Regions from separate parts of the Mus musculus genome. Here all the other regions are linked to region 1. Evidence: chromatin loops called from intact Hi-C (ENCODE). Cell type or tissue: left cerebral cortex. All regions are shown on one strand. Links, peaks and the distances in the headings refer to the core of each region. The heading gives the core; the rest is flanking DNA. Region 1 overlaps Wdtc1 (WD and tetratricopeptide repeats 1). Region 2 has its middle 7.4 kb from the start of Map3k6. Region 3 overlaps Ahdc1 (AT hook, DNA binding motif, containing 1). Region 4 overlaps Gpr3 (G-protein coupled receptor 3). Region 5 has its middle 15 kb from the start of Gm36518.

Evidence for each region. Peaks named below come from ENCODE experiments on the same cell type or tissue, not always from the same donor. Only the 100,000 strongest peaks of a DNase experiment are listed, where the experiment ranks them.
Region 2: it touches region 1 in a loop (5-fold over the local background); 19 of 42 quality-filtered maps call a loop at or near these places.
Region 3: it touches region 1 in a loop (2.8-fold over the local background); 4 of 42 quality-filtered maps call a loop at or near these places.
Region 4: it touches region 1 in a loop (6-fold over the local background); 27 of 42 quality-filtered maps call a loop at or near these places.
Region 5: a loop joins it to region 1, with 3 times the contacts of the local background. A loop is called at or near these places in 18 of 42 quality-filtered maps.

Annotation. Positions count from the first base shown.
Region 1 is chr4:133,294,420-133,300,648 of GRCm38, forward strand. Wdtc1 (WD and tetratricopeptide repeats 1) reads right to left here. Exons shown (of 16, transcript NM_199306.4): 12 at 6,142-6,229; 13 at 3,001-3,236; 14 at 1,997-2,174; 15 at 779-971. Among named protein-coding and RNA genes, the nearest start is that of Tmem222, 20 kb to the left of the region's middle. In left cerebral cortex, for the core only: a CTCF peak has its summit at 3,497 (motif pointing left); DNase peaks (open chromatin) are centred at 3,478, 4,359, 4,832 and 5,498; H3K27ac peaks cover 3,267 bases.
Region 2 is chr4:133,230,334-133,236,562 of GRCm38, forward strand. It overlaps the pseudogene Fcnc-ps. Among named protein-coding and RNA genes, the nearest start is that of Map3k6, 7.4 kb to the right of the region's middle. In left cerebral cortex, for the core only: CTCF peaks have their summits at 3,429 and 5,245 (motif pointing right); DNase peaks (open chromatin) are centred at 3,131 and 3,420.
Region 3 is chr4:133,053,733-133,059,961 of GRCm38, forward strand. It overlaps Ahdc1 (AT hook, DNA binding motif, containing 1), which reads left to right. Exons shown (of 7, transcript NM_146155.3): 3 at 1,281-1,471. Among named protein-coding and RNA genes, the nearest start is that of Gm26615, 27 kb to the right of the region's middle. In left cerebral cortex, for the core only: a CTCF peak has its summit at 3,043 (motif pointing left); DNase peaks (open chromatin) are centred at 2,242, 2,397, 2,997, 4,482 and 1 more place; H3K27ac peaks cover 2,631 bases.
Region 4 is chr4:133,206,098-133,212,326 of GRCm38, forward strand. Gpr3 (G-protein coupled receptor 3) reads right to left here. Exons shown (of 2, transcript NM_008154.3): 2 at 3,243-5,267. The coding sequence starts at 5,262. The coding sequence ends at 4,270. Among named protein-coding and RNA genes, the nearest start is that of Gpr3, 3.3 kb to the right of the region's middle. In left cerebral cortex, for the core only: CTCF peaks have their summits at 1,304 (motif pointing right) and 3,499 (motif pointing right); DNase peaks (open chromatin) are centred at 3,509 and 4,310; H3K4me3 peaks cover 5 bases.
Region 5 is chr4:132,942,162-132,948,390 of GRCm38, forward strand. No RefSeq gene overlaps it. Among named protein-coding and RNA genes, the nearest start is that of Gm36518, 15 kb to the right of the region's middle. In left cerebral cortex, for the core only: CTCF peaks have their summits at 1,254 and 3,541 (motif pointing right); DNase peaks (open chromatin) are centred at 2,775, 3,552, 4,099 and 4,384; H3K4me3 peaks cover 383 bases; H3K27ac peaks cover 1,118 bases.

The DNA of each region.
Region 1 (6,229 bases), core at 843-5,842:
TGGAGGGACCAGGGTGGAGGGACAGGCATGAGGGAGGCACAAGTGCTGTGGCATATGCATAGGGGCTAAGGAGGGAGGCACACACTGGGATATAATATATGAGGCCATGTAAGAAGAGCACACTGGGGTATCTAAGGTTAGGCACATGGGGAGAAGCGTGGCTGCAGGAATACAAGCCAGGGGGTGCCTCACCTGGGCTGGGCTGTCCCCCACCTCTAACATCCCTTTACACTTTCTCCCCCAGGGAAAGGGGTCCTCTTTATAAAAGTTACAGCAAACCGGTCCTGGATTTATTGAGACCCACCATGTGGACTTCAGTCTGCTAGCTGTCTCTGGAAGGCTTACCTGCCCATTGGCATTGAGAGCAGAGGAGGCCACACTGGCCTAAGTGCTCTGTGCCCAAGATTGCAAAGCAATCAACTCCAAAGTCTACGCACCCCCCACCCCCAATCCTTTAACAGCTTCTGCAGGACCCCTCGCAGTAGCATATGAAGCCTGAGGTGTTCCCACACGAGGCTGGTCTAGTTCTGTTCCTCCCCTTGCACACCTGCTCTTGGTATACGGGCATTTCGCCTTCAAGGCTAGTTCAAGGATACGCCCCAAGAATGCAAAAGCCAATCTCACCCCAGAAACGTCCACTGCATTAGAGCTTCCTAGGGCCTGGGGCTCCCACTTTGCGGCTTATCTTTCCTGGCAGTCTCTAGCCTGTACGGCTGCCCTCCCTTCCCTGGCACTGAAGCCCAGCTCCAAGCAGGCCCTATGCTCCTTGTGGCCTCACCTCTGGTCGTGGGTTCCACAGTCGCACAACAGGGTCGATGCCACTGGTGGCCAGGAAGCAGTAGCTGGGATGGGGCTGCAAGCAGTTGACAATGGACTCATCCCCCTGCAGCACTCGGACGAGGTTGGTGGTCTCCTTTTCCCAGATGAAGAAGGAGCCGTCATCAGAGCCGCTGACAATGTACTGAGCATTGCTGGTGAGGGGCAAAGGACGGGAGGTCAGGAGGGAGACTGAGGCTGAGGGAAAGGCTGGAGGGAAAGGGTGAGGCCTGGGACTACTCAGTTCCTCACAGTCAAGGGGCTACCCTCGACTCAGAACTCTCCTAAGCAAATGAGTTCCCACTTCCAAGCTGCATATACCAGTCATGATTGTACGAAAACCCAGCATCAGCTGCTGGGCATGGTGGTGCACTTTCAATCCCAGCACCTGGGAGGCAGAGGCAGGCAGATCTCTTGAGATTTTAAGGCTAGCCTGGTCTACAGAGTGAGTTCTAAGACAGCCAGGGCTACACAATAAAACCCTGTCTCAAAAAACAAAAACAAAACAGAACAACAACAACAACAAAAAACCAACATCAGTGCTGTCTGGGTCCCTCCAATGTGGCACGACAGTATCCACGAGGTCATTATTATCTCACTGGTGTAGGGCCATCTCTTGTATCTATCTCTCCAAAACTTCTTGGACGCCGACTAGCAAATCCTAAGTCCATTCATCCATAATATAGGCCTCTCACACTGTTGACAGTCAGAGGGGGTTTTGGAGAGAGACCCTCTGGATGTAAGTCCAAAGGGTATAAACAAAGCAAGGGTGGGGTTTGGGGTGGGAGTGTCTGAGAACACAGGCTGTGTCCCCTAGTCCCCAGGGCACGGTCTCAGATGCCCAGCCTCATAGTTCTAGCCTCCCTTTCAGGAGCAGACAAAAGCTCCAAGTGTCCAGATAAAGCCAGCAAGCTCTGGGCCACTGGACAGAGTGGGGAGGGGCAGAGGGAACTTCCCAACACAGCACTGATGCTGCTCAGCCCGGTCTGTTATGATTCCACGAGTGGTGTGGCTGCTTTCACTGTACAGACAAACAAACAGAGGCTACTGGAGGAACCTAAGGGTATAGAGGCAGTGCCAGACCACGAGTACCCTCAAATTATGTCTCCCACGTGGCGCAACCCCTCAAACCCTGCTGTCAACTGGGATGTGTGCCCTCCTCCTGCTCAGGGCCTCAGACCTGCCAAAGAAATTGGCCTCCTTGATATCCGTGGTGGTGTTGCAGTGCCCACAGTAGCGGAACTGATAGTCGTAGCTCCGTTCCCGTAGCACCATTTCGTCTTCTGAGATGGAGTCCTTGCGACTTGTGCTTCGAAGGCGAACTGGACCACCACCACCACCAGCTGCCTTCTTCTCCTCTGGGGCCGAAAGCAAGGAGAGATGAGAAAGAGGTGAGGAAGGAGAGATGTGAGGGAGGTGGGAGGCTTCCCTTCCCTCCCCCCCCCTCAGTGTCTCCTCTACCCCTGTGCTACAGTTTCCAACCCAGACCAGGCAATGCCAGGCCATCTGCCCCCAGGTTTACTCCCAAGAACTAAGAGAAGTCCGTAGGAATTTGCATCGCTGGCGTCAGCCTGAACACTACTCATGGAATGAGCGAATCCCGTGGCTAGTTATCTGCCTCCAGTGAGATCTATCCCACATAGTTCTCATAGTTGGAGACTCTCATAGTTGGTCACCATGACCCAGCTCGTCCTACAAATCTACAGAGGCACTGGGAAGGCTTGGTGTGCCCTTTGCAGACAAGACCGGTTTGGAGGCTGTGCTGGATCCATGGCCACACAGTTCGACCTGGTAGAGCTAAGCTGAGAACTAAGGCACTGTCCTAGACACCATGCCTGCTGCCCATGGCCAGACTGAGACAAAGACAACAAACAGCACTTGCCTCTGCCCAGTGTGCTCTGCCAAGGCCCGTCTGGGGACAGGTGGGAAGGCCCAGCTAGAGCTCACACAGCCTGACTGGGCTCTACCTGGTGCCTTGAATGCTAACATTAACTTTCAACAGAGTTTCACTGGGAGATGCTGACCGTCTCCTTCTTCAGCCATGAAAAGTGAGTTTCAGGGGTCAGACTGTCTTAAGTCCATGGAGTTTCATAATCAGCATCTGAAACCAGGGCTTCTAGATCAAAGCGCCAGGGCCTTTCTGGGTAGGGAACGGACAGCTGCGTCTCCTGGGCACACACTCACCACCATCACTTTTGGAGAAAAGGGCAGCTGTGATGTCCCGGCCTAATGCGTCACATGCACTGCTGTGGGCCTGCTCTGGGAACTTCCCTTTGAAGTCATCCAGGCACTCCAGAGCCTCGGCCACATACTTCAGTTCAAAGAGGCACCGGGCCAGACGGAAGTGTGCCTTCAGGTGGCAAGGGTTTAGGGAGATGGCCTTGAGGCAGTCCCGGAGGGCATCATAGTGGTCCCCGTCCCTGAGAAGGTACAGGAACATAGCTTAGAGGTGAGAGAGGCCCTGTGGCAGATACAAGGTTCCCACCATCTTCTGTGGCTACTTCTAGGCCATCTCTGACAACCCTCAGGGTGAGGAGATAAGGAGATGAAGCCTTGGCGAAGCCCACTGCTCCCTCCCTGGGAGCAGGAGTAAGCTGAGGCTCAAGCCAGGAGCCTGAGGCTTGGCGAGTAAAGAGCAGTGTCGGGCTGCCCTCTGCTGGGCGTAGGCTGCAACTGTGCACTGTTCACCTCAGGCACCCGCAGCTCTGCAGCAGAAGGCCTGGCATCCTGCCCACCGCAGACTCCCCAAGCCCTCCTTCTCTTTTCCTTCATCCACCTCCTCAAATCCCCCTGCTGGTCTTCAAAGCTATGTCCAAGGCAGGGGGCCCTCAAGGACAGTTCTGTGGCCTGGAGAAGCCAGAAGTGTTAGGCCAGGGACTCAGGGTCTGACCAGCATGCCCTCAGCCAGACCCCCCTCTGTCCTGGCTGACTGATCTGCAGCAGCTGTGGCCTCCACCTCCTGGGGCTGGAGGATGGGGCCTGACTGTCTGGCAAAGTCAGCTCTCTGGAAGCTGATGGTGAGGGGGCTGTGCACACCAGGAGCTCCAAATCCTCTCTACTCTTTTCTCCAATGGACAAGTATGGATAAAGGGGAGTGTAGGCTTTCTGTTGGAGGGGTAGAGGGAGACGCCCTCTTTTCCAGGCCCACCTCCCTGTTGCCAGAAACCCAATTTGGTTTCTCATCTGTACAGCCAAGCAGCAATGAGAGTCACTTTCCCCTTTAGAAACCTGTAAATGTTTGTATTTTCAATGCTGGGGATTGAACCTCCCCGCTTCCTACTGGGCTGGGGTGGGTCTACTATGCTTACAGCAAGCAGCACTCACTAATGCCAAGGGTCCCTTCACCAAGGGCACAGGTCACAGGTGTCTCCTGACCTCTCTCGCCATACAGTCAGGAGGAGCACCCAGCCCTTGGAGTAGCCACTTAAGACTCTAACCGACAGCTAAGCAATGTGGGGCAGGCAGGAAGCAGAGCTGCTTTGATGGTGTGCTCTGCGTCAGAACGAGTGCCTATGACGAAGGAGCAGGCGCTGTTTGGAAACCCAGTTACTGCCTGCAAGGTGCCCCTTTCTGAGCTCCTAGCAAGAGCCAGACCAGAGACCAGCCAGGAACCAGAGGGTGGTCTGTTTCCAGGAGCAGATGGTAGCCCTGGGGAGGCTGGCCTGGGACAGAACGTGACATTCTAGGGGTCACTGGCAGGCATGTGGGGATGGGGAAAAAAAAAGAGCAGGCTGGCCCCAGGGCTCACCCATCCTAGATGTACTGCCAGATCAATCTCCCTGAAAAGACAGCCCTCTGCACGTCCTCGCTCAAAGCTCTCCAGTAGCTGCCCATCACACACTGAATCAAGGCCAAATGCCACCCTCTGCATTCCAAGCCCTTTCCAGGCAAGCCCCAGGCTACCTCACAGACTCATCCCCTGCCAGTCCTTTCCAGAACCCTCTGCTCCAGCCAAATGGATTTGCTGTTCTGAGGCAGGCTCTTCAGTCAGTCCCCCGCCCCCACGCCTTTGTTCACACCATTTCCTCTCCCTGCAGTGTCCTTCCCCACAGTCCTCTCCTCCCCCTCATCTCCTTGTCTGAGCTGCCCACATTTAGAGCCCATTCAGACACGACATCTTTCTGAGGCTTCCCTGATCCTGAGCTGAGGTGACTCAACTCTTCTTGGTAACCCACAGCACTATACCTGACCATTTCCAAGACTTACTGCTTCCTGCATCTTTCCTATTTCATGCCGAACTATGCCAGAGAGTTTATTCTCGTTCAGTGGCTGGGCACTCTGGGGCACAGGGACTCAGAGTGATAGAACTCTGTCTCCCCAGTACCTAGCACACAGTGGGAACTCAGAAAACAAGCTGTGAATTCAGAAATCACCAACTTCTCTCAGCAAAAATACAGACACGAAGCTGAGCTCTCAGCCAAGTCAAGATGAAGGGGTTGTCACACCCTACCCAACCAGTGTAACAGAGGTGACACAACTCAGATGGCTGGGCCCCAGATAGTCCTCTTTTGAATGTGGGTGCCCCTTGATCCCTGGGGAAAGTCCCGAGGCTTCAGCTAACTGCTCTGTGTGTGGCATCTCCCCCACTCCCATCCTGCTGACTTGAGTGGGTTCCTTAAGCTTCCCCAGGCCTGCCTAGTTTCAGCCAGACGATGGCACACCAGCTGGCCTGTCTGTCTGGGCAGAGCCGACGGATGCCAGACGGAGCAGAAATGGCTGTGGGCCCAGCTCTATCCATCTCTAGTCTTGGCCCTGGCTGGGGGATGGGGTCTGCCTGCCTGCCTGTCTGATGGTGCTGCAGGCAGGGCTGGGACACTGATGATCTCTGCAGATGTGGGGCATCTTAGGATCCTGACCTGCCTATCCCATTATCACAGGCCAGTGTATGTCTGAGGTCTAGCTCGTATGTGGTCCAGTGATGGGTGTAAGAACCCAGAAAGCAGATTGCAGGGCCATTCAGCCTCAGACTCATTTTATAAAGGTACAAATGAGCTCTCCAAGCTCTGCAGTCGGATCTATCAAGGTCCCACTCTTCTCTCAAAAGTCCAACCCAAGCCTCAACTCTCCAGTAATTAGTATCACCACCCCTCTTAATCCCTACTTCCATTCACACCTTATAACAAAGCAACGTGTGAATCTCCCTCCCACACACTAAATGTCTTGTGCTACCTCAGCCTTAGGTAGAAAGGAGGGGGCCTATGTTCAAGAGGCCCCAAGAGCTGGGATGCCAATGCCACCTTCTGTGGATGCCCTAGCAACTTGGTCTCATGGCCCAGGTGCTTCAGCCCTTGTTCTGACCGAGAAACCCCTGCGGTTCCCACTCACCACTTGCGCTTCATGTAGGCGGCAGCTCGGTTGCCATAGAGCATAGCGTTGTGCGGGGCCTTCTGCACAGCCTGGCTGTAGAGCTGGA
Region 2 (6,229 bases), core at 616-5,615, 64 kb before region 1:
TATGTAGCCATGGCTGGCCCTGACCTAGAACTCACTTGATAAACTGGGCTGGCCCCAGAGATTCAGAGATCTGCCTGCCACTGCCTCATCTGTGCTGGGATTAAAGGTTTTCATCACCATGCCTAAGGAGAGCCTCTTTTTTTTTTTTCTCTCTTGTTCATGTGTATGTACACATGTGTGTGCATTTGCAAATGCTGGGATTGAAACCCAGGCCTCAGGAATACCAAGCACGTGCTCTGTAATCAAACCATCCCTAGGCCTGCTGGAGAGATGGCTCAGCAGCTAAGAGCACTGGCTGCTACTCCAGAGGTCCTGAGTTCAATTCCCAGCAACTCCATGGTGGCTCACAACCATGGATCTGATCTGATGCCCACTTCTGTCATGCAGGCATGCATATAGAATATTCCTATACATACATACATACATACATACATACATACATACATACATACATACATACATACATACATCTTAAAACAAGACAAAAACAAAACAACAAAACCTACCCATTTAGCCAGTGCTTTGTAGCAGGACCCATGATTAGGAGTAGAGTAGGGGAGTCTTAGGAGATGAAAAAGTCAGTAAAGTGCTTGCCGTGTGAACATAAAGACCTGAGCTTGGACCCTCTGCTCTCACATAAAAGGCAAGTGTGCCCTGGCCAATGGTGTGAACACCTTTAATCCCAGCACTCAGGAGGCAGAGGGCAGACAAATCTCTGTGAGTTCAAGGCCAGTCTGATCTACACAGGGAGTCCCACGTCAACTAGGGCTATGTAACTGAAACCATGTCTCAAAAATAAGTTAATGAATAAAATGTGTTTTAAGTCATGTAAAGGGTGATCAAGGAAGATATTCAATACTGACCTCTAGCCTCTGCATCGTGAGTGAACACACACACACACACACACACACACACACACGACTAAGAGTGACATTTGAATGCAACAGATAACCCATAAAGGGTGGCCACTATTAACAGTGTTCACAAGGACCACACGGTAGAGACAGCAATGGGGCTGGACCTTCACAGAGAGGCAGAGCTACACAAGGCAATACCAATTCTCTGAGGCCTGAGGGAGGAAATGCCCCAAACCCTGCTGGCTCCAGTTGAGGTGGTGTGCCTCTGGGAGACAATGGGGAGAAGTCTTGCTTCAAGTTATTTCCCCCACAGCCTGGTCCATCTATGCTGGCACCCACCTCTAGTAGACCCCACAAGATGGGTCTACTATGGGCCCTACTGTTCTAGCTGCTCCTATTTAAAGGGCTGCCTGCCTGAGGGCTCAGGGTCACCCCAGATGCCCAGGTAGGGTCCTACAAATGCTCACCACATCAACCACTCATTCTCTCCTCATCTCAAGAAGCAGGGTGAGAGAGTTTGGTAATCTGGCCTTTTCATGTAAATTTATGTAAATAGGATATAAATATCACAACATATGTAAATAGGATATAAATACCACAGAACCTCAGCATCTCAGGAGGTCCTGATATCTAGAATCTAGGAGGTAGAAGGAATGGCAGAAAAGTCTGGAGGAGATATGTTCGCCCTGTGCACGTTGGCCCTGTGTTTCCATGTAGAACCCAGGGAGCTGGAGCTGGAAGCCAGCAAAGTGGTCCCCCTGCCCAGTTATTCAGGTGTCCCAAGAAGTCCTAGAGAGAAGAGATCTGTAGGTTCTCAAGGTAAGGGATGCCAGGGACCTGGCAGAGAGGGCCCTCAAGGTAGCCTGTGGAGGCTGGATGTGGCTGCTTGGGTAAGAATGGCTCTCATAGGCTCATATATTTAAATGCTTAGTTATTAAGGAGTGGTACTATTTAAGAAGGATTAAGAGGTGTGGCCTTGTTAGAGGAGGTGTGTCACTGGGGGTGGGCTCTGAAGTTTCAAAAACCCAACTCTGTCTTCCCTCTGCATGCCTTTGTGTGTATCTTTCTGTCTTAGGATCAGGATGTAGCCCGAAACTACTTCTCCAGCAGCATCCGTGCCTCTGTGACCTCGTGCTCCCCACTATGGTGATTGTGGGCTAAACCTCTGAAACTGTAAACAATTCCCCAGTTAAATGATTCTCTACAGGAGTTGCTGCCTTCGTGCCCAGCACTCAGGAGGCAGAGGCAGGTGGATCTCTGTGGGGTCAAGGCCAGCCTGGTCTACAGAGTGAGTTCTGGGACAGCCAGGGATACACAGAAAAGCCTGTCTCAACAAACAAACAAACAAATAGGAAAGGTAGTCATGGTCATTGTGTCCCCTCCCAGCAATAGAACACTGACTAAGACACTGGGGTGCAGGTGCTGAGTGTGGACAATGACGACGTGGGAACCGCCTCTGCACCAGGCTCCAAGTGGGAGAGTGCCCAGGATCCTGGGGTGTACCAGGTAGATTGCATTGTTCATGTTTTACTGCAGAGGACTGTGAGGCTCAGAAAGGAACAATTGCTTGTCCCCAATACAGAGCCAGAAAAGGATGCTAATAGGTGAGAACACCAAATTCTGTTTCCTCCTCTTCCTCTTCTTCCTTCTCCTCCTCCTCTTCCTCTTCTTCCTTCTTCTCCTCCTCTTCCTTTTGTCTTGAGCACTGGGCAGGACACAGGACATCTGCCTCTGGAATTCCAGGGCTACCTTGGCTCCCTAGGCAAGATGGATCCCAAGGGAGAGTCTACCCTCTGACTTTACTTTTTGCACAGACTAGGGCTGGGCCCTCTCAGCTACTTAGGGCTGTAAGTGCCCTCGGAGGAGCCAACATTGGAAGGAGTAGTAAGAATTTGGAGGAGCGGGGGCTGGAGAGGTGGCCCAGTGGTTAAGAGCACTGGCTGCTCTTCCAGAGGTCCTGAGTTCAATTCCCAGCAACCACATGGTGGCTCACAGCCATCTGTATTGAGATCTGACGCCCTCTTCTGGTGTGTCTGAAGACAGCTAGAGTGTGCTCATATACATAAAATAAATAAATCTTAAAAATAATAATTTGGAGAAGGGCTGGCTCTGCCCCATGCTGGCTCATGGGGCCTCCCTTAGGGTACTCAGACCTCAGAGTCAGTTGACACCTGGTCCTTTATCTCTGGGCAGGACATCAGCCACCTGCTCTGCCGCTAAGAGGCTAAGGAGGCGTCCACGGGAGTGAGGAACTTGGAATCAGGCCAGACGGGGGTGGTGGAAGTTTCCAGGCATGTAAGCCTCTCCTCATAGCTCTATAGTGCGCACCTCTTCCCCAGGTCCCAGGATCTGAGAGGACTGCTCGGTCCCTTACTTGTTCCAGAATCTGGGTGGAGGCTTTTGGGAAACAACTTGGGGGCCTTTCTCAATCCACCACCACCCCCTTTCCCAGGTCTCAAGAACTTTTCCAGTCTTTCCCATTTTTTGGACACTCCAGGGGGTAAGAAAAAAAAAGAGGCAACAGGCAAAGCCCGGTGGTGACTTCTCTCTAACTCCCTAGGGGGAGCCAGAGTCCACTGAAGCCAGGCATACCTGACAGGACAGCTCCTACAGGGCCAGAAGTCTGAGAAGGCTTCATGGAGGAGGTGTTATTTGGAGGAAAGTAAAGGCTCTGTGAACATTCTCTAGGTCTGTGAGTGCAGAGTACTTTGCGGGTAGAAATAAAGGCGAGCAGGAGGAGGTGGGAGAGAGGAAAGGCTAAGGAAAGTAAGCTAGGGGTCGTGGGAGAGCCAAACATGAACCCAGAATCTTTGCAAAGGCCACTTCATAGAGGACATTGCATTACTGACATGGAGGGCAAAGGGGAGCCATGGAAGAATTTTAGGCAGAAAAGGGTCTGGGTCAGACTTAGTTTTAGAAAGATAAGTCAAGAGGCTGGAGAGATGGCTCAGCGGTTAAGAGCACTGGCTACTCTTCCAGAGGTCCTGAGTTCAATTCCCAGCAACCCCACATGGGGCGACTCACAACCATCTGTAATGTGATCCAGTGCCCTCTTCTGGTGTGTCTGAAGACAGCTACAGTGTACTCATATACATAAAAAAATAAGAGAAAGATAAGTGAGGCGTGGAAGTGCTTGCCTGTAACCCTAACACTTGGGAGGCCGGGGGCAGAGGTATTGAAATTAGGGGCCCAGAGTGGGCCCAGGGAGGCCCTGTCTCAATAACAAGCGGCATGGGGTTGGAGAGTGACTTTATGGTTAAAAGCAAGCATTGACTGCGGAGCGCCCCCACTGGATAGCTCATAACTGCCCCTACCTCCAGCTGCAGCAGATCTGACGTGCTTGTCTAGAGTCCTCGAGCATCTGCGCACTGATGCACACACATTCTCTCTGTTAGACACATGACACCTATACTCACACGTGCATACACACACACACACACTCTACTCTCTCCCTCTCTCACCTATTTTTAAGCTAAAAACATAACAAAACAATAACAGGCTGCACCCTAGAAGAGACACTGGATGGGGCAAGGCAGAAGGTGGAGACAGAGGTTAGGAATGGACAAGGCAGAAGACCAGAAGACCGTGGGAAGTGACATCCACAGTATTGGACATATGTCATCTGAAAGATACTGGAAGAGCAGCAAGCACCACCCCCACCCCACCCCACCCCCCTAAGATTTCCCTGCATAGCGATGGAACTTGCTCTGTAGACCAGGCTGGCCTCCAACTCCCAGAGATCCCATTTCCCGAGTGCTGGGATTGGGGAGCTTGCCACACCACTGGGCTGTCCTAAGAGCAGAGCTCCAGAGCTGGAGGACGACTTGGCTTGGGAGAGGGAAAAAAGGCCACGGGAAAAGGCTAGGAATCCAGCTGAGGCCTCTGGGGGCAACATCTATGCTCTAAATATCTTGGTGGTTCTTCTTTTTCTTCTTCTTCTTCTTCTTCTTCTTCTTCTTCTTCTTCTTCTTCTTCTTCTTCTTCTTCTTCTTCTTCTTCTTCTTCTTTTCCTTCTTTTCCTTCTTTTCCTTCTTTTCCTTCTTTTCCTTCTTTTCCTTCTTCTCCTTCTTCTCCTTCTTCTCCTTCTTCTCCCTCTTCTCCCTCTTCTCCCTCTTCTCCTTCTTCTCCTTCTTCTCCTTCTCCTTCTTCTCCTTCTTCTCCTTCTCCTCCTCCTCCTCCTCCTCCTCCTCCTTCTGTAAGTATATATATACTATAGCTGTACAGATGTTTGTGAGCCTTCATGTGGTTGATGGGAGTTGGACCTCTGCTTGCTCCAGTCAACCCTACTCACTCAGGTCATCAGCTCATCTCTGCTCACCCAGTCCCTCCTTGCTCCAGTCCAAAGATTTATTTATTATAATACATAAGTACACTGTAGCTGTCTTCAGACGCCAGAAGAGGGCATCAGATCTCACTACGGGTGGTTGTAAGCCACCATGTGGTTGCTGGGATTTGAACTTGAACTCAGGACCTTCAGAAGAGCAGTCAGTGCTCTTACCCACTGAGCCATTTCGCCAGTCCCTAATACCTGGGTTCTTAACCTGCAAATTAAATGGGTAACTGGCGACAGTATATATATATATATATATTCATTCCAATCTTCCCTGGAGCTTACGAGATTTTTGTCATGAGTTGAGTGTCAACAAAAGTTAATGAAGAAACTGGATTTATCATTCATTATTCATAGGCTAAACTCACTCAGAGGAGTCACATTTGAGCCGTAAGCCCCCTCCCCACAATGCAAAGAGAAGGGAAGGGTCCAGCCAGCCCTCACACCCATCCAGCCCCTAGCTGCACTTCCCTGGCTTCCCCTGCCCCAGGCCAGTTTGGATTGGCAGCAGGTGCAGGGGTGGACTTCTTCCACTCCTGACTGCTACAGAGCAGTGGGGAGACAGGAGTCTGCGTTCTGGCATGGGAATGAGAATTTACAGGAGCTTCCTCGGTAGGGTGAATTCCAAGTGAGAGGGCTGGGCCAGCCCAAACCCCTACCATCTCAGTCTCCTCTTCCTCCCAGGTATCTGGGAAGGTCCTGTAGAGTCTGAAGACTTCAGCAGTAGCTGCATCTTTGTTTATTATGCTACCTTCTGCCTCCTCGGGGAGGAGGAGCGCTGGAAGAGTGCATGCTGGGTAAATTCTCAGAGGGCGCTGCAGGTGAGTGGCTTACAGGGGGTCCTGGTGTAACTTTAATTTTTTATTTTTTTAAATCTTATTTTTAATGATTTCTTTTAATGTTTTAACCCGTTTTTTTGTAACCCACCAGAGGTAGTGGAAAAGAAAGAAAACGGGAGAAATGGACCTATTTAGAAAGGTTTTTTGGAACAACAGATGTCTGTGTTATCTGGAAATCAGCAGTTCAGTTCACAGGTTAGCAG
Region 3 (6,229 bases), core at 606-5,605, 240 kb before region 1:
TGACAGGCAGAGTAGCCCCAGCAACCCACATACAGATGTGTGTATCTACACAGATGACTGAGTCTCACCAATGCACATTCCCAAGTAACTAGAACCTATAAGCTTCTGTGATGCTTGGTTCTTAAACTCCCCCACTCTCCCCGGCCTCAGTGCAGACAATGGGGCCAGCTACTAGGCAGGAAACTGGAGTGGCAAGGTAGGCCATGGTTATTAAAGAAACCAGACGGGGTGGTGGTGCACACTTCAAAGCCTAGCTCTAGGAAGACAGAGGCAGGTGGATCTCTAGGCTAGCCTGGTCTGCAGAATGAGTTCCAGAACAGTTAGGGGGACCTAAACAAACCCTGTATCTAAAAACAAGAGCTATATCCAGTTGCTGCTGGCATTGGGCAGGTGCCAGCTCCACATACACCTCCATGGCAGTGGGCACACCTTCCTCTTCCTCTAGGGACAGCGACTCAGACTTGTACAGTTACCAGCCCCAGAGCTGTCTCTCTGCTTCATAAGATGTCACTCCTCATTTTTAGGGGTGAGAAAATGGGGAAGAATATATAGGCTGTAGACAGGATAAGGAGTTGAGCCAAGGCCAGGTTCCCTCCACTTTCTCTGGTGTGCTGTTTGTGCACACGTGTGAGTATCTAGACTTGCAAAGATACTGCTTCTCAACAGGAGTCTGGGATGTAAGAGACAGGGACTGGGGGCTGGAGAAGTGGCTCAGGGCTTAAGAGCACTTATTGCTCTTTCCAAGGATCTGGGCTCTATTCACAGTACCTCCAGGGTAGCTTACCACCATCTTGTAACTCCAATTCCATGGGGATCTGACGCCCTCTTCTGATCTGTGGGCACCAGGCGTGCAAAACATTTAAAATATAATTAAGTCTTTTTTAAAAGTAACTTTAAAAGTCGTTTATTTTTATTTCATGCGTATTATTGGTGCTTTGCCTGCGTGTATGTCTGGGTGAGGATGTCCGATTTCCTGGAACAGGAGTTACAGACAGCTGTTAGCTGCCATGTGGTTGCTGGGAGTTGAACCAGAGTCCTGCAAGAGCAGCCAGTGCTCTTAACCACAGAGCCATCTCTCCATTCCAAGTCATTGCATTTTTAAAGAGTTCAAAGAAAGAAGGTGGGATGGTAGGTAGGTACTGAGCCTCTGCAGTGGGGTAAAGTCAGATCAGGACTGGTATTTGTGGAGCATGCCCACCTGGCTCAGTTGCCCTCTGCCTGACTCCTCCGTCCATGCTCCATCTATGCTTATCTTTGGTGTGCTGTGTTTGCTTCTACAGATGGGGAGGTTGCCTGACTGTCTACCCATCGGCCTGGACCCCAGAGCCAAGCCAGCTGAGTGAGTGCCGAGGGTCCCAGGTGACCGGGGGAGTGGCACTGCTCAGGCCTCTGCAAAGACTACCCTGGAGAAGCTGATGCTGGTGGAGACAGCCCTTTCTTGCTGAGTCCAGCCTCTGCAGAGCCTGCGCAGGTAACTGTGAGCCAGTGTAACAAAGATCGCCTCTTAGCTTAGGCAGAGAGAGAGACATTAATCTAGCCTATTCGAACTCCCCATTATCCAGAGAAGGGAATAGAGGCTCATGTGGCACAGTGAGTCCCTTAGCATCCTGCCTCCTAGCCTGAGGACTCTTCCCTATGCCTCCATGACCTGGAGAACTGGGCGGAGAGATGGGTTGTGACGGTGACCAGGATTCAGGGCAGAGGTGGAAGCCAGCGTGCCTGATATATGCAGCTGACCTCCCCAGGACTCCTCTACAGAGCTGAGAGGCCATGGTAGTCCAGGTGTGATTGCATGCCCGGCAGCTGGCCGCAGGGCAGGCCATGGCAGGACCCATCTTTCTTGTGGCCCAGGTTTAGCCCACCCAGGCTCCCAGCCACAGAGGCCAGGTGGGGCTGCCCTGCCCTATAGAGGCAACTCCCTGAACTGACACATGAAGCCTCAGGCTCCAGGAAGCTCCTTAGAGTTTAGCCTGCTGGAAACCCCACCCAACTTCCAAAGGAGCATTCCTGAGGTCTGCATGGGGGTTGGGCCTCCAGGGATGGGAAGGGTGGGGAGGCAGGGCTGCAGGAGGATGTGAGGCTGTAAATGTGCTGTGCTGGGTCTGTGTGCAAGCAGGTGTGTGGGGCTCTCTGTCCTTAGTGCACAGGGTTGTGTATGCAAGAGTTACATAAGTGGCCTATGTGGGGGGAATAGTTAAGAGCTTCACATGTGTGCTGTAGTGGTGACTGCTGGCTATGGATCCTATGCAGGTGTGGGTATCCTGGGCTGTCTACCACACAGGGTACTAGTGGACCAAGACTCAAACACCCTTGGGTGGGTTTGTGTGTGCTCAGGGTTCTGAGCACAAGGTGAGGTGGCATGTGCACATGGCTCCCTTTGTGTTTTGGAGGTGGGCTGGGCAGGACTTGGGCTGCGCTGGGCTCAGCAATGCCCAGCCTTGTGGCCAAACTGCTGAAGTCACTTCCTTTTCAACAGTGACTTTCCAGGGGGAGGAGTTCTTCCGACCTGGTCGGCAGTGAGGGGCGTGGCCGAACTGGCTCTCTCTGGGGAGGGATGTGGGCGGGGGCGGGAGAGAGGTGGGAGGAGGTGCTAGTGGTACTGGAAGAGGGAGTCCTCTGGGAGACAGAAGGAAAGACAAGGACAGGAGTCTGGAAGGGCCAAGGGCAGGAGGGAATGGGGGTGGAGTGGGGCGGAAAGCACAGTCCCTGGGTGACCTCGGAGGGAGGAAGGGAGGGCTGCCAATGAGGTGACCCTCGGGTTCAGTGAGAGCTGGCAGTGGCGCCTACACACCTGGCACTCGGGGCAAGGGGCTGGCAGGGGGCGGTTCAGGAACAGACCTGCTTGCCAGGTGCCCCACTCTGGACAGGAAGAGGGTGGGCGGGGGCTGTACAAAGGAGCTCTGTGTGGCTGAGGATAGGGTAGGGTGGGGTATGCAGTGCTGTACTGTTCTGGGGTTGGGGGAGATGATGGGGGCGGGGCAGGACCAGTTCCCCTTGGGGCATCAGTGGCTCCAGGGGGACACCTAGTGGTCAGGGGAGGTAGTGCATCTTGATAACAAACTGGGGGAAAAGAGATTAGAAGTGGTAGTTGAGATAGTTGAGGAGGCCAGGGCTAGTCTGAATCTTTGGATGATGAAGCAATTTGACTTAAAGGATCCCAACAAAACCAAACTTAGGTGACAACAAAGCTGATTGGCATGGCTGTGTGTCCTTAAGGGCATGACTAAGCCTCTCTGTGTTCACATTTAAATGCAAAACAAGTGACTGGGGCTGGTGAGATGGCTCAGCAGGTAAGAGCACCCGACTGCTCTTCCAAAGGTCTAGAGTTCAAATCCCAGCAACCACATGGTGGCTCACAACCATCCCTAACGAGATCTGACTCCCTCTTCTGGTGTGTCTGAAGACAGCTACAGTGTACTTACATGTAATAAATAAATAATCTTAAAAAAAAAAAAAAAACAAGTGACTGGTCCTTCTTAGGATCTAGGGCAAGTGTCTGCTTGCTAGAAGATCTACGAATTAGGTGGGCACTAGGGGCTAAAAGGAAGGGAAGACCAAGAGAGTGAAACATGAAATTCCTGAGAGAAAGGGGGCTGGCAGTCCTGGGAGGTAACGCCTCCGTGGAGAAGAGAGGGCCTGAGGAAGGTTTCAGAGCAGCCATGTTTCCCACTGCTAAGAGCTTAAGGACATCCAGGAGCCTTCAGACTGAGGGGGCTGAGGGAAATGGGAGGGGAGTGCTCGCAGGCTGCAGAGAGGGTCATGAGGCCGGAAGTGAGAGCTGGGACTGGCAGCTTGGCTCCCCAGGGGAGGTTAGGGGTGGGTGAGAGGGGAGGAGGGCTGGGGAAGGGGTGGGGTGGTCACAGCCACAGTGGGGGAGGGTGGGGCTGGGGATCAAGGATGTGGGCTGGCGCTTCCCGGCACTCTGCTCTGCAGGTTGGGGCCCCCCTCCTAGCCAGCTGCTGTCCCTGTGGGCAAGCTCAGACACTGACCCAGAAGCAGACAAGCAGACAGAGGACCCTTTGACTTTTCATTCACAGACTTGGGCTAGATGGTACCTTTGAGAAGACGCCAAGAGAATGGCTGCCTGTTGGGGTGTGGTGGGGAAGGGAGCCAACTGCTTCCCTCAGATCCTAAGGCTGCAAAAGAGCAGTGGACAGTCGGGAGGATGTGGCCAAAGGTCTTCATGGGTGGGTGGAGCAGAAGCAGCCACTGCAGAGGAGGTTTGTCTCTTCTGCCAAGATTACGCCCTTGGGCCCCAAGTGGGAGGTCTCTAAGGCAGGAAGGCCTGGCCAGCCCCACCCTCAGTGAGGAAGGAGAGGGACTCCTGGTGTAGGTATCTCCAAAAGCCAGGTCAAGCCACTTCCTAGAGTTGTGCTCTGAGGCAGGCTCTTACTGTGTAGCCCTGGCTGTCCTAGAACTGTAGACCAAGCTCAGCTGTAACTCAGAGAGCCACCTGCCTCTGCCTCTGCCTCCCAAATGCATACCCTTGCCTGGCTGCCTCCACACTCTGAAGGTGCTCTCTCTTCAAGAACAGCAGTGCCAGCTGGCTCACTGGGTGGAGTGGTACATGCTTGTGTCTTCAGCACAGGCAGAGAGGCAGGAGGATAGCTGCAAGGGTGCGATCAGCGTGGTCTACATAGTGATTTCCAGACCAACCACGACTAAGAGTAAAACCTTGACGCCCAGGAAGAAGGTAGGGGCTGGAAATGTAGCCAAGTTGGTAGAGTATTTGCCTGTTGTGCACAAATCTCTAGGTTCAGTTTCTAGCATGGCAAAAGCTGGGTGTGGTAATATACCATTAGGTACGTGGAGTAGGTAGATGGAGTCAGGAGGATTAGAAGTTCAAGGTTCTCCTTGGTTGCCCAGCTGCCATTAGGCCATCATGGTGCACACAAGAGTTCCAGGTTACATTGAGAGATCTTTTGGGGGTGCAGGCGTGTGTGTACATGGGGGGGGGGTGGGAAATAGAGAAGAAGGGGGCAGGGAGAGGGGCAGTGCTGAGCTGGGCTAGAAGTGGTACAGGTCCACAGCCAGACATGAGAGAGAGCCTTGAGTTAGCAGGTGCAGGGGAGGCGAAGGGTGCAGCCCGGGGCAGTGGACAGAAATAAAGACCAGCCTGAATGGACGAACAGTGAAGTCTTCTAACCTCTCCATTTCAGCTTCTTCTTCTGTAAAATGGAACTAGAGCACAGGGTACTCACTGGGGGAGGGGAGGTTGCAGATTAAAATGACAGCTTCCCAGATGTCCCTCAGATGTGTGAGTCAGGCCCTCCTGGACTAGGGCCTGGGTATCTGGAGTGTTACACAGCTCCTCCGCTCCCCTGAGCTCAGGGTTTAGAAGCCAATGGCTTAGATAATTTCAGTGTTCCTCCCAGCCTTAAATTAGACCACAGCTCTAGAAGGAGCCTTTGCAGAAGTGGCTAAAGGATTGTTGCAGGAGCTGAGAGGAGAAAGAGGGTTTGGCCTTAAAAGAATTGAGAACTCTGCCTCTGAGCAGCTGTGTGGCTTCAGGCGAGGTTCACAAGGGCTCTGGGCCTCTCTGCTCTGTAGCACCAGGATAATAAACCACACAGTGCCTCCTGGGTATCTGTGAGGACGCAGAGGCTTGTGTATGTGGACTGCAACGTTCTGCACGCAGTTCCTGTGGGCTGCATTCCTTTCCAGATGTTGAGAGGTGCCGTGAGCAGAACAGACAGGTCAGCCTTGCCCTCCTTGGTGGTGCTTAGAACTGTCAGTGGCTTGGAGATTGCTGCCTACCCCAGGGGTCCACAGGAATGTACTCTCCCACACTGCCCTATCCCTGATTCAGCTTTGCATTCTCCCCATGGACCAGTACTGGGCAATATGGCAACCTGTCCATAGAGCAAAAGCCGTAACTATCCAGCTCTAGGTCAGGACCAAACAATAGACACTGATCAGTGGCTGCTGTCCCTGGGACCCTTCAGCAGTTGGGGGTCCATGCAGCTCACTGAGGTCCTGGTTCCTCTGCAGCTCTGAGTCTTCAGGCTCCTTTGGGAATCAAACATGCCTAGATCTAAGTCCTAGCGCCCCCCTGACCAGCTCAGAGTCACTCCGTAAATATTTATGTAGCATCCATAGCCCAGGCTCCGGGGTCAGAGGATACAGCAGTAAACAAGACAGATGTGATCCCTGCCCCTGAAGAGCCCACAGTCTCAAGGGAGACACACTAAATGGCCAGTCACACAAGTAATTGATTACAGTTGTGATA
Region 4 (6,229 bases), core at 473-5,472, 89 kb before region 1:
ACCTTTTTTTTTTTTTACTTGCTCCCAAAACTTACTTCCTAAATCAGTAAAGAAAGAGATTTGGAGGCAGATGTGGCCTGGGTTCAAATCCCAGCTCAATTGACCATAAACGTGACCTTTCTGGGAGGACGTTCTTTCCTTCTTAAGTTGTTGGAGAGTTTCCCGTAGCACAGGCTGGCCTCAAACGCCACATGCAACCTCAGATGACCTGGTGATCATCTCGTCTCCACCTCCCAGATCATTCAATTACAAGTATGTGTCTCCAAACCATTTAGATTGATGGTAGAACCAAGCATGGGGTGAGAAATCGGGTAGAGGAAGAGCAGCTAGGGGCCGACTACCCAGACACAGACACAGACCAGCAGGAGCACACAGGAGGGATTGAACCTTTGTGCATGTGGGGCAAAGACTCTGCCAACAGAACTATAACCCCAGCCTCCAGGAAGGCTTTTATTTTACTTTCATCTTACAATTACTCATCTATTCTCTTTCCCAATTTTATTTTTATTCAAGGTTTCAGTCACTAACACTGCAGGGTTGGATTTGTTTTTCTTTTTTAAATAACTGTATGTAATTTATTTATTTCATGTATGCGAGTACACTGTCACTGTCTTCAGACACACCAGAAGAGGGCATCAGATCCCATTACAGATGGTTGTGAGCCACCATGTGGTTGCTGGGAATTGAACTCAGGACCTCTGGAAGAGCAGTCAGTGCCCTTAACTGCTGAGCCATCTCTCCAGCCCACTTTATATTTGGAAATATTTTATTTTTAATTGTTTGTACGTATGGCTATCTGTGTATGGGCATGTGGCTGTGTGAGTACAGATGTTGGTGGAGGTCAGAAGAGGGCGTTGGATCCCATGAAGCTGGAGTTTCTGGCAGTTGAGCCCTGCCCAGTGTGAGTCCTGAGAAGCGAGCTCAGTTCCTTTGTGAGAGCAGTATGTGCTCTTAACTGCTTACATCATCTCTTCAGCTCTAACTGTAATGATTGGAAACCTTTTTCTAGTTCCTCTACTAGACATTAAGCTATCTGCAAGAACATCAGGGAGTAGGTGATGGCTTGTTACTATCAGAGTTTCTGTAGCCCAGAGAAACCTGGAACTTGCAATCCTCCTGCCTCAGTAACTGGAATTACATAGCACTTTGGGATTTACAGGTCTGTGTCACGGTGCTCAACTTATTCACAAAGCCTTCTTCTTTTGTATTTTTTGTTTATCTGTTTTTTGAAACAGAGTCTCTCTTTTTTAAAAAAGATTTATTTATTTATTATATGTAAGTACACTGTAGCTGTCTTCAGACACACCAGAAGAGGGCATCATATGTTATTACAGATGGTTGTGAGCCACCATGTGGTTGCTGGGATTTGAACTCATGACCTTTGGAAGAGCAGTCAGCGCTCTTACCTGCTGAGCCATCTCTCCAGCCCTTTTTTGTTTTTTGGTTTTTTTTTCGAGACAGGGTTTCTCTGTGTAGCCCTGGCTGTCCTGGAACTCACTTTGTAGACCAGGTTGCCCTTGAACTCAGAAATCTGCCTGCCTCTGCCTCCTGAATGCTGGTATTAAAGGCGTGTGCCACAGAGTCTCATGTTGCCCAGAATAGCCTTGAACTTACAATGTAGTTGCGGCCAGCCTTGAGCCTCTGGCCTTCTGCTTTAATGTCTCAGTGCTGGGAATAGACATGCCATTATATCCAGCATCCATCTTCTTCAAGCATGGAGCATCTGCCCTGCTGCCTATGCCGAGGCGCTAGTCTATGAATTGTTTGGCTTCCAGTTTGGCTTGGAGCAGGAGCTTGCCCAGTGAAGAGCTCCTCCCAGGGACCTTCCAAAAAAAAGGTGAGGAGAGAGAACAGTCAAGGCTCGGCCTGAGCTAGTAGGCATCCCTCACTGTGTGCCTGCGAGTTGGACCCTGGAGCCTCTGTTAGAGAGGAGTCTTGAACTCTAGGAAAAAGAGCAGGAACTTGGGGAATGGAGATAGAACTGTGGTCCCAGCAGACCTGACACAACTGAATTTGACCAAGCTGCTCATCTTGGGGCCTCAGTTTCTCTAGCTGTGTGATGGTAGAACTGTAACGTGGGCAGAAATGTTCTCATGAGATGGACCATTCCTTCCGGCTGACCTAGTCAGAGCATGCATACGTAGGTATGTATGGGCGTACATATGTATGTATGTATTCTTGAAATAGAGCCTTACATAGCTGGCTAGCCTCAAAGTTGCTATGAGCTGAAGCTGGCCTTTTAGGGTTGGGATTATAGACACGTACTGCCACCGTTGTTTGCCTTTCCATTTTATGTGAATGAGTGTTTGGTCTACATGTGTATCTGTCCCCAGCAGAGAGTGCTGGATCGATCCCCTGGAACTGGAGTAACAGGCAGTTGGGAGCCCCCATGTGGGTAGTGGGAATTGAACCCAGGTCCTCTGTAGAAGCAGCTCTTAACTCTTGTTTCTCCACCCTTGCTACGGTGTTGCTAGGGTTTAAGTGCCTTAGGCTGGAATTGAACTTAATGTGTAGCTGAGGGTGGCCTGGTACCTCATGTTCCTCTGGCTTCTGCCTCTCCAACACAGAGAATGCAGGCGTGTACGGCCCCAGCTCAGAGCTTCCCTTGACGCTGCCTCTGCTCTTGCGATGAGCTTCCTCCCTTCCTAAGCCCCTGCAGTTCCAGTGTCCAGTTGCGAACACCAGCTCTCCAATGCGACCACCTCCCAAATGTGGGCCACTGATCCCAAGGACATAAGGCAAGGTCCAGAAGGTTGAGCTCCAGGGTAGGAAACAAACAAACAAACAGGAAAAGTCATTGTCCAGGAGACTGAGGACAGGTTTTGGAAACAGATGTTCCAGGTTTGAATACTATCTTGTATTTCTAGCTGTATGACCTCAGCAGTTTTCTCATACATTTAAGGTGGAGACCAGATAGCCTGTGCCATCCATCCTAGCTAGGCATGTACCCTTAGCACAATGTAGCCCAGAGGAAACACAGTGGAAGGCAGCTATTGCTGTGAAGGGAACTTGCATGGTACAAACATGTTCTGCATGCCTAAGCCCTGATCTGGCTACTGTGGACAAGCTGTGGGGACCTTCAAACTAAGAGGAGTATCCTGGTTCTCGTCCCTGGATAGGGAGGTTCTTGCAAGTTGATGTCCAGGATTTGGTCCAAGGGATACTAATTTCCCAGATGCATTATGGGTCCCACTATTCTGGCTCAACTCCACACTATGCAAATGCACAGACACAAGCATTTATCCAAAAAAACCATTTTTTTTTTATTGAGTAGGGTTGGGGACTGAACAGGAATGCACTGGGGGCCATAACCCGATTGGCAGAGGGGTGGGGGTACTGGCTCTTGTCCCGCCTCCTCTCGGGCACCTCAGGGTAAGGCCTGGCCCCCAGGCCATGGCTGTGGCGCTGAAAGCCAGGCTGGAGTGAGAGATGGGGGTGCATTTTACAATCCCGACTGCCTTGTCGGTTTGCAATTCCCCCAAATGGCCACCAGAGGGAAGCCGGGCCTCAGCGCAGAGGAATTCTCGGTTGCTCAGGTGATGGCTTCTTAAAAAAATAAAAAACCAGAGGCTGGTGTGTTCTCCCTGCAAACCCGAGCAGTGCGGGCCTGGGGAGGAGGCTCTGGTTTCTATGATTTCTCTGATAAAAAATAAGCAAAAATAACAAAATACGTGGTTTCTCTTTTTCCATCCCGCCCCCTTCGGAAACTGAGGTCAGAAATGGGGTCATGGAGGCTGAGGATACCCTGATATGAGCTAGATTTCTAGGTGTAGGTCTCTTTTTTCCCCCTTACCACCCATAAGCAAATTTATAAATAAATAAATAATAAATAAATAAATAAACCTTCTCTGTATGTCCACATATATAGAGATAAATCTTTCTCTCATCTAGGCAACTAAGTGATTAACCTCTGACTCTGGAGCTTCGAAATTCAAAAGCGACATGATCAAGGTCAAGTTTCTGGGAAGGAAGATCAAGGACTTGGAATGGTACTGTAAAATTCCCAGCCTTCTGGAACTGCAAACCACTTGGGCTGTGAGACATTTCCGAGTGGGACCCTGACCATCTGGAACATTCTAGAGCCACGCGGTCAGCTGGGGTGGGCCCCCCGCAGGAATCTTGAATAAGATCCTAAAACACCCAACGTCCTAGAACTCCAGAACCAGCTGGGTCTTAAGGGCGTGGAGCTGGGGATTGGAATTAAGCCCTGGTGGACCTAACACTCTGGAGTTCTATAGTAGTCAAAGCCACAGGTTCACCAGGATGAAACTAGACATCACTAGGGGACCGGGACCGGAATGGAATCTTGGAAGTGGAACAGCAGCAGCAGATGGCCCACAGCACCTTCTGCACATCTTGGTTGCGAAAGGCGTAGATGACAGGGTTGATCATGGAGTTGTAGGTGGCTGGGAGCAGGGTAAGATAGGTGTAGAGACGGGGAGAGTCGGCATCTCCCAGGAGGCAGTAGACAGTGAAGGGCAACCAACAGGCAGCAAAGGCGCCAAGCACCACAGCCAATGTGGCGATGCCCTTGCGGGTGGCCACGTAGTGAGAGGCAGGCAGCAGGTGTCGTTGGAGGGCGATCTGCTGGGCATGGCGGCAGACGATGCGGCAGATCTGGGCATAGAGCTGCAACATGATGCCAAACACCATGAAGAAGGCGATGGCCAGAACCACCAGATGGTTCTTGGAGAGTGGATAGACCACACCACACGTGGTCAGGCCATCCCGGCAGTTCCAGGCCAGCACGGGAACCAGCCCCAGGCCCAGGGCACCCACCCACACCAAGGCCAGCATCACATAAGTCCGAGTTACCGTTGTCTCTGAGTAGTAAGTGAGAGCATTGTACAGGGAAAGGTAGCGGTCAACGGTAATGGCCAGCAGGCTGCCGATGCTGGCAGTGAAGGCCATTGCTAGCACGCCGACCAGCATCAAGCTCATCTCTGGTGAGCCAATGCAGAAGTCAGCCGCAAAGTGCAGGACCAGGCCCAGGCCTGCCAGCAGGTCTGCTACGGCCAAGCTACCCACCAGCAGGAACATGGGGGCGCGGAAGGCAGGAGTGCCCACAATGATGGCCACCACCAGCGCGTTCTCGCAGGACACCAGGGTGCCTGAGATGCACAGCACCACATCCCAGGCCCTGGGAGAGGGCAGCAGTGTAGCTGGGCCTGTGGGTTCCTCTACTGGGTCCACGCTGCTCACGTTCACACTGCCTGAGCCAGCTGAGAACCAGGCCATAGAGCTTCCTGCTCCCCACATCATGGTACCTGTAGAAGAAAGGTCCTATGAGATGCTGGCAGGCCCGTATCCTGACAGGAGGCCCTTCGAGAAAAGAAAGCTGTCAGGATAACAGGTAGGGTACGGATGTCCTGCACACCCCACACCCCCAATTCATGTCCTGTGGTTTTTGTCCTCTGATGCCTCCAGGCCTCTAAACAGGGGTCCCTTTTTCTCGGTGATCCCTTTTCTGTGTCCCTTCACCCTCCCCTCCATTCCTCTAAGTCCTGAAGACCTCTTGGCCACACGTGGTCAAAGAAGTGAATCAAAGCTTACCATAAGTGAATAGGGGAAGCACAGGATTCAAGGTGTGCCCTCAATAGGCTCATGAATAGGGGAGGGAAACACGTCAAGAAGAAGAGCAGTCAGCTCCCTCCCACCAGACACGATGACTTGGTTCCTGAAGCTCCCAGACCCCTCACGATTCATGGGCACTGCCAGCCTCAAGCTCCGCCCCCAGGCAAAGCCGGTGCAGCTTCTTGCCAGCCCCCACTCGACATTCCCAGGGTAACACCTGGGAACTCATTTCCCCTACACTCTCCCAGACTTCTGACTCCGGACAGACACCCCACACACACTGCCCCCTTCTTCCTCCTAACCACTGGGTCTCCGTAGCAGACACCCCCTGGTGAAAGCCGGATTCCTGAGTCAGACCCCTCCTTCTGCCCGGACACCTGGATCTTGGGCCTGACTCCGCCTCCTGCCTTGGATAGCCGAAGCCCCAAATAAGACACCACCCGCTACTCGGACGTCTAGGTGCCCGCCCCAGACGCCTCCTGTTCTCCCAACCTCAGATGACCGCCCGTCCCTCTAGGGCCTCAGGTCCCGCAGGAATGCTCACCCTTTGCCGGGTCACCCCATCATACCACTCGAGAGCACCCGAACACTTGGGGAGCTGCCTGCTTATGCAGACTCTGCACATCCAGAGTCCCAGGTACGACCCCCCGACCCT
Region 5 (6,229 bases), core at 648-5,647, 350 kb before region 1:
CATATCAAGACTGTCTCAAAAAAAAACAAAGGTGTGTGTGTGTCTGGGTCTGTGTGTCTGTGTGTGTGTCTGTGTCTGTGTGTGTGTGTCTGTGTGTGTGTGTTTCTGTGTGTGTGTGTGTGTCTGTGTGTCTGTGTGTGTGTCTGTGTCTGTGTGTGTGTGTCTGTGTGTGTGTGTTTCTGTGTGTGTGTGTGTGTGTCTGTGTGTCTGTGTGTGTGTCTGTGTCTGTGTGTGTGTGTGTCTGTGTGTGTGTGTTTCTGTGTGTGTGTGTCTGTGTGTGTGTGTCTGTGTGTGTGTGTTTCTGTGTGTGTGTGTGTGTGTCTGTGTCTGTGTGTCTGTGTGTCTGTGTGTCTGTGTGTGTGTGTGTCTCTGTGTGTGTGTGTGTGTGTCTGTGTCTGTGTGTGTGTGTCTGTGTGTGTGTGTTTCTGTGTGTGTGTGTCTGTGTCTGTGTGTGTGTGTGTGTCTGTGTCTGTGTGTGTGTGTCTGTGTGTCTGTGTCTGTGCGTCTGTGTGTCTGTGTCTGTGTGTGTCTCTGTGTATGTGTGTGTCTGTGTGTGTGTGCCTGTGTGTGTGTGTCTGTGTGTGTGTGTCTGTGTCTGTGTGTCTGTGTGTGTGTGTGTGTCTGTGTGTGTCTGTGTGTCTGTGTCTGTATGTGTCTCTGTGTGTGTGTGTGTGTGTCTGTGTGTGTGTGTGTGTCTGTGTCTGTGTGTCTGTGTCTGTGTGTGTGTGTCTGTGTCTGTGTGTGTGTGTGTGTGTGTGTGTGTGTGTTGGGTGGGGGGATCCAACCCTGAAGAGGAAGAATCACCTTATGGATTTCATCCAATTGGGTCCACCTTTGAGTGGGCTCTCTGGTTCCCAAGCATGCAGTGAACACTCACACTGCTGGAAGACATCTACCTGTATCCCATAGATGCTGCTTCCCAAAGAACCGTGGTTTAGGCAACCTGGAGCCCCCGGGGCAGCACCAGTGAGGACGGATTGGAGGCAGCTGCCCTGAGGCCTCTGCTAACTCACAGTTTTCCTGAGTCACCTCCTCTTCCCACCCTGCTTGTTCCAGCCTGGCCTCGGTTTCAGGGCCACCTCTGCAGATGGCAATTGTTTGCCACCACTGGCTTGTCCCCAGAGAAACATGTCTGGCAGACGTACGCATGAGGCAGAGGCACAGCACAGAAAGGCTTGGCCATGGTATGGACAAACAGCAAGCAGTCAGTAAATGTCAGCCGCCGCCACCATGAGGGAGTGGAGGAAATAACCAGGGAGCAACCTGGGAATTCAAAAATCTAACTTTGCAGCCAGGCATGGCTCCCAGGGGCTCAGAGTTCTTCTCCCTTTCTCCCAAAGATTGGCATCTAATTAGGGCTACTCTGTCCTGGGGCGCCCCTATCCATTTATTCCCGTGGACATCATCAAAGAAAGATGTACAGCTCTACTCCCACAAGTCTAGTTTAAAATATATATACATATATGTATATATATATACCTTAATTAATAATTAAAAAATATTTATTTATTTATTTTTTAATTTATGCATATGGGAGGAGTTTTTGCCTGAGTGTGCGTCTGTGCACTGTGTGTGTGTGTGTGTGTGTGTGTCTACTGGCCAAGGAGGCCAGAAGGGGATGTCAGATCCCCCGGAACTGGAGTACTGATGGCTAGCTATAAGCTTTTGTATGGATGTTGGGAGCTGAACCCAGGTTCTCTGGAAGCACAGAGAGTGCTCTTACTCCCTGAGGCATCTCTCCAACCGCATAATTAATTAGTGTTTGAGACAGAGTCTTACTATGTAGCCCAGGCTAGCCACAAACTCATGATGCTCCTCCTGCCTCGGCCTCCTGAGTATTGATTGGGGTTGCTGGATTTTGAGTCCCAGTCCCCAGCAATCCCTCAGGCTGAATTACCCTGACGATGGCCGCATACTGCTCTCTCAGAATGCAGCTTAATTCTTCACCTTCATCCCCTAGACATTTACTGAGTGATCAATCCACGCCAGGCACTGTACCAGGCGCTAAGGACCCCACCGCACAAGGAACCTACTTCCTGCCTACTTGCAGCTCAGAGTGAATCCACGAGGCCCCCTCTTCCTTCCTGTTCGCCTTCTCTTCACCCCCATTTGTTTCGATAACCCCTACCCTTGTCTGTCTTCACGGGTTTTGATTATTACGTTCACACAGCACCAGACGACATGATGACACACAGCAGCGGCAGGGCCACGTGACATCTGTCTCTTTTAGAATTGTCTCTGGCAGTGGCCTTCAGACAGACACACCACTGAGTCATGGCCCTGCTGCAGGGTTGCAGCCTGACAAGTTCCTTGCGTTTTTAGGGTCCCAAATCTGCTTTCTTTAAAGCCAGGAGGTTTCCTCTGCTAATGCGATTGGCTTTTTATAAGGCTTTGTTTTGTTTTGTTTGTTTTTGGTTTTCGAGACAAGCTTTCTCTATGTAGCCCTGGCTATCCTGAAATTCACTCTGTAGATCAGGCTGGCCTCAAACTCGAAGAGATATGCTAGCTACCTCCTGAGTGCTGGGATTGAATGGGGTATACCACTACTACCCAGTTATGAGATTTTGTTTTTAAGTGTGTGCATGTGTGCGGTTTAGAAAAGTTATAGTTCCAGACAGTTGTTAACTCCCTGATGTGAGGTCTAGGAACTTAACGGGTCCCCTGGAAGACCAGGGAGCTCTTGTAACCAAGAAGTCATCTCTCCAGCCCCCTGGGCTTCCTCTTCTAAAGTGTCTGCTGAGCAAACGCACACGCTCTGTAACCCCTGGCCTTCTCAGATCCTCTTGCTTCAGAGCAGAGTTTATTTTGGGGAAAAGCCATCTTGTAGTGCCAACTTTGGTGACTAAAGTGGGGTTGGTGCTGGGCAGTGCCATGTTTGGTCACAAAGGGGGTGACTAGAAACTAACAGAGAATGCTTTTTACTCTGGAGCTACATCTTAAGACGAGCCCCAAATTAGACCTCAGTGACTCTGGGCTCCATCCCAAGTATAAAATAGAATAAAATAAATTCAGACCCCGGTTTCTGACTGTCTTGCTGTAAGACAATGTCAAGGTCATCTCTGGTCCTCAGGTTTCTCGTCTGTCAAATGGTGCTAAAGGAGTCTCATCCAGACCAAGAGTGTCATTCCCAAGTGTGGACGTTAGAGGATGTGTCTTTGTTTTTAGCTTGAAGGTTTAAAGATGGGTGTGTGCCAGGGAGGCAGGAAGAGGGCGGAGCTGGAGCTGCAGGTCACTGTGAGTCACTAAATGGAACTCTGTCTGCTGGAAGAGCAGCAACTGCTGAGCCGTCTCTCCAGCACCTTGCAGTCAAGTTCTTGCTGTGCTGACCAGGCTGCCCTTGAACTCCTCGGCTCAACAATTCGGCCGCAGGCTCCTCCAGCACTTGACTACAGGCATACCATGTCAGCTGACTTAGTCCTGACCTTTCATCAAATCCCTTTATCTAGGGAGTTTCCTTCCAGGCCCTGGTACCCTTTAACAGTCAGCCCCTCCTAAGGCTGGCGCCACAATCTCATGGTGCAGTGTACGAACATGACCACCAGGTGGCACTGTAGTCCCGGGCTAGACTTCATCAGCCCTCATTATCCTTGAGCTGCTCCGCAATTACTAAAAGCCCTCCCTGGGGCAGTCTCCACCACAGTCTTCCGAGACTGAAATGAATGGACCTCGGCTTCTGCTCTGCAGCAGGAAGCCTGGACGCTGGAGTGATCATTCCCAGGGTCTCTGAAGGACCTTCCTCCTGCTCTCCTTCCCAAACCCCTAGTTCCACAATTCAGGACCCTCTCTGCCATCAGGTCTGTCTTCAAGTTCACAGCCTATGCACCTCCCACCCCCACCCCCCGACAGAGCCATAAGGTTTTAGAGGAGAAAGAGAGAAACACGCCACCGCCACCCAGGCTTCTTGGCTGGCGGTACAGGGAAATGCTGAGAACCGGGCGTTACTAAGCTGACCTGGAAAGGGGCCTGGGCCAGCAGCAGCGGAGGTTGCTGAAGCAGAAGAGGCCTGTGGCTTCCTGTGAAGAACTGAGGAGCCACGTCCTTTAAGCAGATGGCTGGGGGGAGGGGTGGAAGACTAGGACGCCCAGGCCTCCCGGTGAGGAGAGGGAAGGGTCCCAGGAAGGCAGGCGAAGAGGCCAGGGAGAGCGTTCTCTTGCCTTTCAGCCTCTGCCATCTCCTAAGATAGACAGGCAGGACAAACAGCGTCATTAATGTGAAGCTACCCGGAAGAGACAGGGGCAGGAACAGGTCTGTCTGCTCATACAGACAGCAAGTCCAAGCACCTAGCCACAAGTACCCAGGTTTCAGTGCCTGACCTCAGAAACTCAGATAGAGAAACCCAGCCCCAAGTTCTCGGCCTCAAAACCCCAGCTTGTTCCCAACTGCATGCACCCACTGTGCAAGCAGAAGACGTAATGCCCTGTCAGAGGCTGTGGGGGTGGGAGTGGGGCGGAGGAGCGGGGAGAGGAGAGGGGAGGGGAGGGCTGGTGAGCTCCCGGACACAAGAACACGGGACACGCGATTCGATCCAGATCCAGAGGTTCTTTATCGGAACAAACAAATGATTCCAGATGGAAGCTTTGCCGCAATCCTTACAGGATCTGTTTACTGAGCTGACTCGTCCCTGTAGCCAGCACCAAGGAAGTGCCAGGCTGGTCATGCAAATAACCACACAGCCCAAGCTGGGCGACTTGGCTGCCTTTGCCCTACGCATACAGGCATACAGCTTGTTTGTCCAGGGTTGTGTCTCCTGTCACACCTATGGAGAAGCCTGCGTCCTTAACAAGGTCAGGGACAGAGAACTCTGCTGGAACCTTTCCTGAGCAGAGAGCAGGGGGGCTGCCACTCCTGACACAACACGGCTGTGTCACAAAGTCTGTGTGTGTGTGTGTGTGTGTGTGTGTGTGTCTGGGCCTCTGCCTCACCACTGTCTCGCTCCTCTGGAGGTCAGAGCACAGCTCACAGGAGCTCATTCCCTCCTACTATGGTTTGGTCACCCGTGTCTTTACCCACTGAGCCATCCTACCTGCCGGAGCAGGAACTCTGCGTCAACAGGGGGCTCAGCTTTCAGCATCCACCTCTGCCAGAAGCACCCCAGATCCTAACCCAGAGAAAGAGGGGAGAGTGTTTTCAGTCCTCCGGGAGTCCACAGTCTCTTCTCTGAACCTCCCACCCCAAGCTAGTGTCTCTTACAGGCCTCTCCTCTTAAAGTACGGGTGCCTTCAGGCAGATGGGCCCAAGCCACATGCCTTGTTTCTCACTACCACAGTGCTCTTCCTGGAACCACTTGGAGGCATCAAAAATACTGGTACCTGTTCTTACTACAGAGGTTGCTGTCTAATAAGTCTCAGGTACAGCTTGGGCTTTGGAATTAAAAACAAAGACAAGCAAAGCAACTGTCCAGGTGGTTATAGTGCACAGACAGGTATTGGTACCACTGCCTTACCATATCACTATTTTTATGCACAAGAAGTAAGGAAGCCCGGTGGTGGCACAGGCCTTTTAATCCCAGCACTTAGGAGGCAGAGGCAGGCGGATCTCTGTGAGTTTGAAGCCAGCCTGATCTACAGAGGGACTTCCAAGACAGTCAGTGTCACACACAGAGACATCCTGTCTCCAAAAGAAGAAGAGGAAGAGGAAGGGGAGGAAAAGACCAGTAAGGAAATAGGAGCCCTGGTGACACTAAGAAGCAGGCCTGAGCACCAGCCGTGACTATCAGTCTCTCACCTCAGAACTGATCTCCCAGTCCTCACATCCAGCTTCCTGCACATGTTAACCCTCACAGCAGTCCTCCGGGGTATTCTTGGGCGTTCCACCAAAGCACAGAGAGGTTAATCAGCTTTCCTAAGGCAGATAAGCAGCATTTGCTCCCAGAAAGCCTAGAACAGTTCCTTGAAACTGAAGGGGCTCCATAAGTCCTGTCTGATTTCCACTGCCATGCCAGGCAACTGTAATGTCCTCTGACTACCCACCTGCCTCACCCACCATCAACCGTTCAGCCTATAGACCATGTCTTCTAAGTATTGTTGTTGCTGTTGTATTATAGTTCAGGGAATGAAACGCTAGACAGGCCTGCTACTGGCGAGCTATGACCTCAGTCCTAGTATATACTTTGTATATAACGCAGATCTATTCACATTCACCCATATGCTTTCCCTGTCATCTAGCTGGCCACCCTCAAGCATGGAAGACACTTGTAAGGTCCTCCTAGTAGGTCCCCTGTGTCTATTTT